Linked DNA regions of Homo sapiens: region 1 is linked to region 2. The links are chromatin contacts, found by Hi-C or POLR2A ChIA-PET in ENCODE. All regions are on one chromosome and are shown on one strand. Each heading gives the region's core, a stretch centred on a gene start or an enhancer-like site at or near the end of the contact. The rest is flanking DNA. Distances are from core to core; before and after follow the strand shown.

Region 1 (5,696 bases), core at 1,134-3,633, 260 kb before region 2:
GACACGCACTTCCAAACAATCAGATCTTGTGAGAACTCTATCACGAGACAGCACTAGAGGGATGGTGCCAAACCATTAGAAACCACCCCTATTGATCTAATCACCTCCCACCAGGTCCCACCTCCAACATTGGGAATTACAATTCAGTGTGAGTTATGGGTGGGGATGCAGAGCCAAACCATATCACAGGCCAAACAATATGTCTGGAGGCAAGAGAAATGGACAAGTCCTCCAGCACAGACGAAAGAAAGTGCAGACCAGGAGAGGCTGGCATGGCTAACTCACATGTTTGAAAGTACTCTCTTAAAGGCATTAATTTATAGGGAATTGGCACTGTTATTCTTTCTTCGTGATATAGAAAATAAAAGTAAAGTATAGACTAAAGGCATCTTACAGTCAATGAACTTGGTTCATGTTGTCTTTAGCATTGTGGTAACTTTCACATAGTCTCTAGGCCAAAAGAAATACCTAGTAGTCTCATTTATTAAGCAGTGAAATACAAACAACTTAATAAGTACTTATGTCCCAATAACATAGTGGCCATCTGAAAAGACGATACACATCAGTTGAAAGAAAAACATTCTTATTCCATCTTAAGCAACTTCATAATAATGCTTTGAGGTGAATTTTCATGGCCCCTTTAAGGATGAGGAAGTTGAAACTCAGAGAAGTTCAGCAACTTTCCCAGGGTCTTAGAGTTCCAAAATGGTTCTGCCTTGTAATATAGTACTGTGTGTAATTTTAAACTTTCCTCTTAGAATATAAACTCCTGAAAGGCAAAGACCGTGCCTCAGTCATGTTTTAGAATCTTGCCACAGAATAAAGAGTAAGAAAATCTTTCTTGGATTAAATCCTCTCTACCAAAAGCGCCCTTCTTCTTACGGCACCTTTTGCATTTTTAGTAGCTAACTTTGTGCCTGCCACATTGAAGAGGATAGACAAAAAGGTAAAAGGAAGTGGAAAGAAGAATGACTGCAGTACCCTGGATAGAGGTGGCTAACAGTCACCCCAGTGGGTGGCCCCTCATTGCTAGCAGCAAGCACACCTGGGAAGCCTTAAACTCACGAGCCACCCCTGGGCTGCACGGCCTCCTCACATCCCCACCCGTGGTGCCTCAGCCAGCTCTGCAGCACCAACATGAACAGAAGGACATGAGTCTTCAGCCCCCCACGCATGAACACCCTCACGGTAAAACCACATCGGTGTGACCGCCAAGGAGTTAACCACATGGATGCTTAAAGCAAGGTGCACCAGAGGACAGAGGGCGGACGGCAGAGGCTCAGATCCAGTGTCGGACACCCGAGTCTCCTCTCCACCGCAGTGTTCAGGGTCTCTGTGAGGGAGACTGGAGAATTTACTGGTTTGTGGAAACAAAAGCTTCCATCACGACTGTAACAGGTAAGCACCGTTGCTGCAGGACCCTGACAAGGCGATGCATTGCTGAGCGGCACCAGCTGCATTTCAGGAGACCGATTTGACTTCTGCTGTAACAAGCAAACACAGTACAAGCTCAATCTTACACACTAAGCTGTGGCATGGGTGTGAGCCACATTGCCCAGTTATCTGTCCTAAAAAGGGCTTTTCTTTCTCCCCTGAAGAAAGATCGCCTCTGAAGAAAGTGCAGAGTACGTTGGAGGGCAAACAGCTCTCCACAGGAATTCGTTTAATTCACTTCACCTCACGTACCCTCCTACATCCTGAACCTGAGGTCTGTATGCATGTTTAATACAGGGTGGCTGACAGAAAATCTGTCCCCAGGGACACAGCCAAGGAGAAACTCCGTGAGGATTAAATGGATCCACCATGCCGAAACACTGACAAGCCCCCGCAGTTCTGAAATGACAGCAAGTTAAGAACACGGGATTCATAGAGCTCCTGAGGCCACGGAAGCCATCCAGTGGAAGCTGCATGTGAGGCAGAATGCTCAGTCAACAGCACTGGACAGAAACAAGCTGGGGGCTACACAGCCCATCAGTTTGGAGACCTTGCGAACGTCCCGAAGTGGGACGCTCCCTTGTCCTTCTCTCAGGCCTCCCGCTTCTCCAGCTGCCCGTCCCAGTAGGGGCAGTCAGGGCGGGTGACCCGGTGGAAAATAAACCTAGCAGCATGTCCGTGACGCTTCAGGTTTGTGGGAATGGGTGCAGCGTTCAAGACACTCTCACGCGTATCCCTTCGTTTGATCCTCACAGCGCCTCAGTGAGACGGCAGAGCACACATTAGCCCCCAAAGAAACTGCTACTCACAAAAGCCAAGTGTGAACCTCAGGTCAGACCACTGGATCTCAAATCCACATCTTCTCAAGTCAAGACCTGTCTACCTCATCTTAAATCCAAGCTCAAAGCATTCTTACCGCCACGCCAGCGGGCAAATGGCAGGAGAAAGCGATTTGCTCGAGTCATGCACACACACAAAGCATTATCATCTTATTACCTGCTCTTGCAAAATTCTTCCCATAGACTCCAAGGTTGCTGGCTGATTGAAAGGGCAGCCAGGGCCAAGTGCAGTGGCTCATGCCTGTAATCCCAGCACTTTGGGAGGCCGAGTCGGGCGGATCATGAGGTCAGGAGATCAAGACCATCCTGGCTAACAAGATGAAACCCCGTCTCTACTAAAAATACAAAAAATTAGTCGGGCGTGGTGGCGTGCGCCTGTAGTCCCAGCTACTTGGGAGGCTGAGGCAGGAGAATTCCTTGAATCTGGGAGGCAGAGGTTGCAGTGAGCCAAGATTGCGCCACTGCACTCCAGCCTGGAGGACAGGGCGAGAATCCGTCTCAAAAAAAAAAAAAAAAAAAAGGGCAGCCATGCATGGAGATGGAGCCCTCAACAGGTGTGCCGTTGACATGTGACTCCTAGAAATGCGTTTCAGGTTGTTTAACAAAATAGTAATGTTCAATTAGAAGTTTGTATTATTCCTGATTAGCTCCAATTATTTTATGAGGTATCATGAAATACAAAACTAAATTAATTTCCATTCTTCTCTATTTATTTATAAGATGGTCTTGCTCTGTCACGTAGGCTGGAGTGCAGTGGCACAATCATAGCTCCCTGCAGCCTCGACCTCCTGGCTTCAAGCCATCCTCTTGCCTCAGCCTCTGAAAGTGCTGGAATTACATGTGTGAGCCACTGCACCCGGTTAATTTTTTTTTAACTTTCTTGTGGAGATGGGGTCTTGCTAATCACATTTCCTTAAAAGACACACACCATGCAGTATTTTGGGAGGACAGCAGAGCTGTCACAACGTATAATGATAAATATTTCCTTCCATTCCAAAAAGTTTGCTTTTATTTTTGGAGGACTTTCACTTCCCCCTAAACTTCTAAAATTGTGAAACGATACTATGGGCATAAACTCAAATTACCATGGAATTTGAATATCCCTAAAATCCCTGAGGTCTAACCAGTAGGTGTCTCACTTAGCCAGTGCTCAGATTCAACAAGCCAATTGTCAGACGGGGCTTTGATACACAAGTCATCTGTCCCAAAGGAAAGTCCTCAGGTTTGTGAGCTCCTGAAACCCCAGTGATATCAGTTAGTGATGATTTATAGTATTTTCTACCTTTTTCTTTTTTGAGATGGAGTTTCGCTTTGTCGCCCAGGCTGGAGTGCAGTGGCGACATCTCAGCTCACTGCAAGCTCCACCTCCTGGGTTCACGCCATTCTCCTGCCTCAGCCTCCCAAGTAGCTGGGACTACAGGCGCCCGCCACCGCGCCCGGCTAATTTTTTGCATTTTTAGTAGAGACGAGGTTTCACCATAGCCAGGATGTTCTTGATCTCTTGACCTCGTAATCCGCCCGCCTCAGCCTCCCAAAGTGCTGGGATTACAGGCGTGAGCCACTGTGCCCAGCCTAATTTTTTTTTTTTTTAAATAGAGATGAGATTTCACCATGTTACCCAGGCTGATCTCAAACTCCTGGGCTCACACGAGCCACCCACCTCAGCTTCCCAAAGTGCTGGGATTACAGGCATGAGCCACCGTGCCCAGCCCAAAAACTAGAGTTTTGAAATAACACTTTTAAAGTGCTGAAAGAAAAAAGAAAGTTTATATCCTGCAAAAATAGCTTTCAAAAACAAGGAGGAAATAAAGACGTTCTCAGATAAATGAAAGTTGAGATAATTAGTTATCAGCAGATGTGCACTACCAGAAATGCTACATATAGAATCCCCATCAGGCTGGAAACTTGGATCCACAGAAGAGAATAACAAGCACCTGAAATGGCAAATAAGCAGGTAAATATAAAATACTTTCCAGTCCTTTCATAATTTACTAAGAGACAACAGACTAAAGCAAAAGTAAGCATTTGGTAGATTGTCAGACATATCTTTTAAAATATGACAATCAGCTAAGTGGGGGGAGGTAAACGGAATATACTAAGTTTATTACATCAGTGACGTGTGGCCTGGGAAAAGGTACAATGTTGATTCTAAATAAACGCTGAAAGTTAAGGATGCATGTAGTTAGCCCTGGAACCACCACCATAAAAAAGGTGTGGTGGGGAGGGGCATGAATGGAAATCAAACAGCCACATGGTAGACAAAACCATATCAAAAATTACATTAAATGATCAAAAGTTAATATCACCAGTAATCTCAACATCACGCACTCCTTGATATGATGCACTGAGAAGGATACAATATCCACTCATGTGAGATTCTTGCCAGAACTGTATAAATACATTCTAATCATGAAAAAACATCAGACAAGCCCAAATTGAGGGAGGAACATCTTATAAATGTATCTGCAAAAATGTCAGCTGGGCACGGTAGATCACCCGAGGTCAGGAGCTCAAGGCCAGCCTGGCCAACATGGTGAAACCCAGTCTCTACTAAAAATAACAAAAATTAGCTTGGTGTGGTGGCGCACACCTGTAGTCCCAGCTACTCGGGAGGCCGAGGCAGGAGAATCGCTTGAATCCGGGAGGCGGAGGTTGCAGTGAGCCAAGATCACGCCACTGCACTTCTGCCTGGGCGACAGAGGGAGACTCTGTCTTGAAAAAAAAAAAAACAGTCAAGGTAATAAAAGACAAAAGTAACACTAAGGCATTGTCACACTGGAGGAGATTAAGAAGACATGATGATTAAATTTAATGTGAGATACTGGATTGAATTTGGGGCCAGAAAAAGACATTAGGGAAAAACTGATGAAATTGGATGAAGGTCTGTAAATTAATTAACAATACTGTAACAATGTTAATTTCCTGTTGTTGATCATTGTACTATGGTTATGTAAAATGTTAGCATAAGAAAAAACTAAGTTGGAGCGAGACTCCAACTCAAAATAATAATAATAATAATAATAAAGAAATAAAAATTAGCCAGGCATGGTGGCGTACACCTATAGTCCCAGCTGCTCAGAAGGCTGAGAGCAGAGGATCGCTTGAGGTCCAGAGTTTTGAGGCTGCAGTGAGCCATGACTGCACCAATGCACTATGGCCTGGGTGACAGAGCAAGATCCTGTCTCAAAAAAAAAAAAAAAAAAAAAAGAATGAACTACTGATACCTGCAACAACCTAGATAAATCCCACAGATATTATGCTGAGCAAAAGAAGCCAAATACCAAAAAGCTGAAAAATAAACCATAATTCTGGTATAAATCTATTCGTGTGAAATTCTAGAACAGACTAAAGTGATCTCGAATGACACAAATCAGGTCAGTGGGTGCCTGAGTTGGGGTGGTGGTGGGGTGTGGCTACAGGGAA
Region 2 (6,140 bases), core at 1,275-3,774:
GCTTGAAATTTGTAGGAAAAATTTTTATTACTGCCTCATTTTTCTCAGGTTTTCTTTTTCATATTTAGCTGGCTTTGCTAAGTTCAATTTTTCCTGGCATTTGGTCATTTAGTCTAAATTTTCAAATGTGCTGGCAAAGATATCTTTATATCTTTCTAGCACCTACAAGACTAGTAGTTGTGAACCCTCTATCATTCTAAAATAAATATTGTTCATTGTGCCATTTTTCTTTTTTCTTTTAGTCTCACCAAAGACCAGCTGACTTTCTTGGTGTTTTCAAAGAATGAATTTTGGGCTTTGTGGATTTGTTTTATAAAAGAGTGACAGGGATTTGGTTTCCCACTTGACTATCTTGGGCTGCCTTGATCTTTTCTTTTATCCTATGAAGATATAAAACCCAATGTTCAATAATTATCAAGTACTTATTTTTGAATTCCCTACCTGTTCATCCCCTGACCTGAGAATTTCTTACCTTTTTGCCAAGATATAAATGCAATTTTATTGACTATCTTCAATTGTTTCTGTGAAAGTTACTTCCCCAGCATCAAGTCTGTCATGTTTAAGGACACATTTTACCCTTCATTCAAAACTCTTACTTCCAAAGCAAACAAAAAAAAATTCGATTAAAATATGAGCAAAAGATCTCTATAGACATTTCTCAAAAGAAGACATAAAAATAAAGCCAAAAGTTATATGAAAAATGTTTGACATCACTAATCATCAAAGAAACGCAAACCAAAACCACAGTGAAGCTGGGAGTGGTGGCTCATGCCTGTAATTCCAGGAGGCCAAGGCAGGAGGAAGGGGTTTGAGGCCAGCCTAGGCCACAGAGTGAGACTTCATCTCTACAAAAAATTAGCCAGGCACGATAGTGCACACCTGTAGTCTCGGCCATTCTGGAGGGTTGCTTGAGCCCAGGAGTTTGCAGCTGCAGTGAGCTATGATCACACCACTGCGCTCCAGCCTGGGTAACAGAACAAGACACTGTCTCTCCCTCAAACCACTCCTAAAAAAACCCCACAATGAGATACTATCTCATCCCAGTTAAAATGGCTATTACCAAGAAAGCAGAAAATAACAAATGCTGGCAAGGATGCAGAGAAGGGAGAGCACTCATACACTGTTAGTGAGAATGTAAATTAGTACAGCAACTATGGAAAATAGTATGGTGTTTCCTTAAACAACTAAAAATAGAACTCTCTCATGATCCAGCAATCCCACTACTAGGTATATATCCAAAAGAAAGGAAATCAGTATATCAAATAGATATTTGCACTCCCATGTTTACTGTGGCACTGTTCACAATAGCCAAAATACGGAATCAACCTAAGTGTCCATCAGTGGATGAATGGATAAAATGTGGTATGTATACACACACACACACACACACACACACACACACACACACACACACGAATACTATTCAGCCATAAAAAGAATGAAATCCTGTCATTTGCAGCAACATGAATGGAACTGGAGAACATTATGTTAAGTGAAACAAGCCAGGCACGGAAAGACAGATGTTGCTTGTTCTCACTCACACGTGGGAGCTAGAAGAAATTTGATTTCATGGAGATAGTGAACAGAATGGTGGTTACCAGAGGCTGGGAAGGGTAGGAGGGAGAGGGGGATGAAGGGAGGTTGGTTAATGGGTACAAAAATACAGTTAGATAGAAGGAGTAAGTTGTAGTGTTCAATAGCACAGTAGGGAGACTATAGTTAAATCATTTATTGTGAATTTCAAAATAGCTAGAAGATTTGGAATGTTGCAACACAAGGAAATAATAGATGTTAGAAGTGATGGATACCCCAGTTACCCAGATTTGATCATTACACATTGTACACATATATCAAAATATCACATGTACCCCATAAATACGTACAACTATTACATATTGTTAAAAAATTTAAAAATCTCTACCTTTCAGATTTTTATCTGTTAGTAAAATCATTTTCTTAAAGATTGCTTAATTTTCCCATCCATTTGAGTGTGAGACCCTCAAAGTATTTCTGCCTCAGATTATACATATATCCAAGTAAGTTCTAAAGCATTTTAGTATTCAAGGCAAGAATGGTACCATACATTCCTGGTATTTCCAATCAATCATCTGATTTGCTCTCTGGCTCTAAGCCAGGGAAACAGTTTCAAAGTCAAATTTAATTACTTCATTTTCTGCTATGTTTCCACAATCCAGGAGAACACTTCCAGCTAGAATCACTTGGTTCCATTTCATGCCTACCACTGAGCAGTTGTACAGTATTGGGTACAGCCAGAGAAACGAGGGTAAAGACCGATGAGTAGAAGAAAAGAAGAGATAAATCCTATACTAAACAATGAAGAATTTATCCACACTTTAAAAATATACTCCAGGTCACAGCACAATTTTCAAAAGCAGACGTTTTAAAACACAGAAAAGCTCAGGCCAGAGCTGGGACTCAAATATGTAACTGCCTTCAGTAACATAATAAGCAGAAAGCACGGGGCCTGACAGTGTGCAGTGCCAGCAGGACCAGATGGTTTGCTTAAATCACAAGCTAATAAACTTTTGCTCAGAATAAGAAGGGAACAAATTATGACTTTACCACAGACCTATTTTCCTTAAGAAAGCAGCACAACAGGGGGCTTCAGAGGCTGGCAAAGCCCGCTTCTTCAAGTTTCCCACCTTCTTCTGTTCCACAACCAGGAGAAAAACACTTTTTGTAGTTTCCAAGATGCGTATGGAAAATCTTGTTATACTCTCTTGGGAGAGTAAAAGGCGTAAGTCTCCACAAGAAGAAAACAATTAGAAGAAAAAGGGAGTGGTACAAAAAGATTATCCAGAGGTTCAGCAGTCACCATGCAAGCCAGATTGTCACTTGAGAAGTCCACTGGTTTCCCTGACTAGAACAAAGTTCCAGATTAAAACCTACTGTTTTATAATTATGAAGAAAAAAAGGTAACAAGCTCTTGAGTGGAGGAGCATTTTTGAAGTATTAGTGAAAACATATATACACATATACCTACATACATAAATTCTATCATCCTTTCCTAGGAAATTCCTTTAGAGGATCTCACAACTATTGCTAATGAAAATTTGAATTTACATTTCCCAAGAGAGCTTTAGGCTATCATTTACACTAGAAATCTCTTTTTTCCAATACGTTCTTTTTGCCAACTCATGGTAATTCTTTGACAAGATATATACCGGCAGTACAGTATTTTATAACTATGGAATAACTATAGTTATTGCAATAATAATTACTTACATTATTTGTCTACTTTGAAGTACACTGTTCTAAGTGCTTTAGATGTATTGTCTCATTAAAGCCTCAAAATGATCCTATATGGTGGGTATAAAGTATTATTATCCTCATTTTTATGGCAAAAGAAACAGGGTTAGTGGGTTTAAGTGCCTTGTCCGAGGTCATACAGAGAAAGCAAAGCTAGGATTCCAAGCTGAGTAGTCCGACTCCATCCTGCTGTACACACTGAGCGCTGCTTTGCTACCATGTATCAGTGTTTACCAAAATCACCCACAATGGTATCTCATGAGTCACTCTGGGGAGTGTTCCCATTCCCACTCTTTTTAAAAGAGAGTGGAAACGTATCAGTGTGAAAGAAATGCTTCTTTTTCAAGCCATCTCAATTTTCCTTTTATTTAAAAAAAAAATCAACTCAGAAGGCTTAGGAAGATAAATCCCGTAATAAGCACTCATCACTCCTAAGTAGGGTTTGAAAAATAAGACACAATAAAATGTGGATGCACATTTTCAAAGCAAACATCCCCCTGCTGCTATGACCCTCAGTATCTTGCGTCACTGATGTTAGAAAGAGGCTAAGACGGGCCAGTGTTTCATCACTGCCAATTCTATTTAGGTGACTTTGACAGCACAGCATCAAAACTAAAAAATAAATACCTGAATTAATGCCCTGAAAACAAACTATCTTTTCAGCAGAATATTATTTCATTTTTTCTATTTTTAAGTCAGCCTACATCATGCTTTGACAGCAAAATATTATTTATCTCCCAAGATTTGCTTATTTCAGCAACAGATTGTAATGGAATCAATTAACACAAAAAATTAATGATCTACTGGGTACACATAAGCTCCTGGAAGAAGGGAGGACAGAAATAATCTAAGTAATAGATTGCATTTTCTTCCTCCAGCAGTAGTAACAAAGAAGATGTGGCAACCACCATTTTATGCTTTCTTCTGCATCTGGGTCTGAGAGCTCTTAATATTTCATTAGGGTTTGTGACAAATGTCTAATTTAGGAAATGAAATATGAATAGAGGTGGAATGACAAAGACCATCCCTAGAACTCTGAGCTCTGATAATTTCTCTTCTGAAAAGGCATTTTTTTTTTGCTTTGCTAGGGAGTTAACACAATAGAATAAAGCAAGTGTTGAATGGCTATATAATTTGTCCAGGTTTTGGAAAGAAATTTCCTTCTTAGTTTAAATAATCTGATCATCTCAAATGGAGAAAATATTTATTGCATTTTATTCGGAAAACAGCAAACAAAACAGACCATGTAGGGATTCAGCCCTTCTTCTAAGATCAAATGAAATAATGTGAGTAAAACAGACTCAAACACTTTCCTTAAGTTTTTAACAAAAATAAAAGTTCACTGCCATTTTAACTGGAAATTTTAATTCTTCTCATTTGCAATGGTGAAAAAAACCAAACTGCCACCTAGAAATAAATAAAGTTGACATTTCATTAATTAGACACACATTTTGTGGAGAAAATTTATTTCAACACAACCCTGGACAGTTGTTAGAAACACAATGTTGGCAAATAAAATGACACTTACTTGACCTTATCAAAAGTATACTATTAGCCAAGGGAGAAAAGTAAAAGGATGGGATTTTATGTCTGGTAACCCTAGGACACCAAGAGGGAAACTCATAAACATCACGTAAGTGCGTGTATAATATGTGTATGTATGTGCATATATGATACGTGTATGTTTGCGCATGTCTGGTGTGTGTGTGTGATTTTGGCCATAATAAGGCTCAACACTTGTATGCTGCCTTTGTAAGCGACTAAAACCCTTGCAAATACTTATCTCAATGTGAGGTGGTGAGTGGATACTTGTGGGGATAATAATTTCTTCCATCTAGGTGAGATTACAGATACTTGGAGAGATTACAAAACTTATGCCAAATCACTGTTAGTACACAGAACAAGGATTAGAATCCACGTCACTTGACTTCTAATCCGAAGCACTTTACATTAATTTTAATGCATCTTTATTCATTTATTAAAGAGGGTAGAGACAAGAGGAAGGGACAATTGAATGTCCAAATAGGGCTTGGGACATGACACACACAAAAACTATCTGTTGAATAGGATAAATCCCACCGTGCACATTTCTCCAGAAAAAAATATCTTTCATTGAAACATCCAGGAAGACACAGCCAAGGAGAATATAAACTGCATATAAAAATCAGCGGGAAGCCATCTGGCTCCCAAGGCTTTACTTTCAGCCGTATCTTGGATGACTGCTTCTATGATCAATAACTTGGTTTATCAAACTTCTCAGTAGGAGAAAAGAAATAAGAGCCAAACACCCCAAGAACTCATTACAAGCGAACGATATATCCCTTGGTATAGATCCACCACATAGACTCCAAGAGTGCTTCCTGCTACAGAAGTTGCTCTGCAGTTTAGATAGAGTATAGGGTATAAAAACATGTCTGGTCGGGCACGGTGGCTCACATCTGTCATCCCAGGACTTTGGGAGGCTGAGGAGGGTGGATCATGAGGTCAGGAGTTCGAGACCAGCCTGGCCAACATGGTGAAACCTCGTCTTTACTAAAAATACAAAAATTAGCTGGGCATGGTGGCGCACGCCTGTAGTCCCAGCTACTTGGGAAGCTGAGGCAGAAGAATTGCTTGAACCCGGGACGCGGAGGTTGCAGTGAGCCGAGATTGCACCACTGCAGTCCGCAGTCCGGCCTGGGCGACAGAGCGAGACTCCGTCTCAAAAAAAAATAAATAAATAAAATAAAATAAAATTAAAAAAAAAAAAAAGTCTGCTTTGAAAACCAGTATCCATAGACTTCTGGCAGTCATTTCTGGGGTTTAATTTTGGATGTGCCAAAGGTTTGTTTCCACTGGACTTAATTTTTTCACATCGCTCTAACTTTTGA

Evidence for each region. Hi-C counts contacts between places; a loop is a spot of excess contacts on that map. ChIA-PET counts read pairs that join two places held with the same protein, here RNA polymerase II (POLR2A). Pooled maps may share reads with other maps.
Region 1: a map of mammary epithelial cell shows a loop between it and region 2 (2.2-fold over the local background). The contact joins two enhancer-like sites. A Hi-C loop is called at or near these places in 2 of 168 maps with a recorded cell type or tissue (PC-3 and mammary epithelial cell), 2 of 37 single-sample maps with no recorded cell type and 5 of 50 pooled maps. POLR2A ChIA-PET finds 5 or more read pairs at or near these places in 3 of 52 experiments (GM10248, WTC11 and activated CD4-positive, alpha-beta T cell).

The regions. Positions count from the first base shown.
Region 1 is chr12:1,542,883-1,548,578 of GRCh38, reverse strand. No RefSeq gene overlaps it. Among named protein-coding and RNA genes, the nearest start is that of LINC00942, 45 kb to the right of the region's middle. Within about 2 kb of position 2,383, at least 2 of the 41 ENCODE cell types and tissues checked have a DNase peak (open chromatin) inside an H3K27ac peak, as active enhancers do.
Region 2 is chr12:1,279,540-1,285,679 of GRCh38, reverse strand. The region is part of intron 14 of ERC1 (ELKS/RAB6-interacting/CAST family member 1); the gene reads right to left. Among named protein-coding and RNA genes, the nearest start is that of LINC00942, 220 kb to the left of the region's middle. Within about 2 kb of position 2,524, at least 10 of the 41 ENCODE cell types and tissues checked have a DNase peak (open chromatin) inside an H3K27ac peak, as active enhancers do.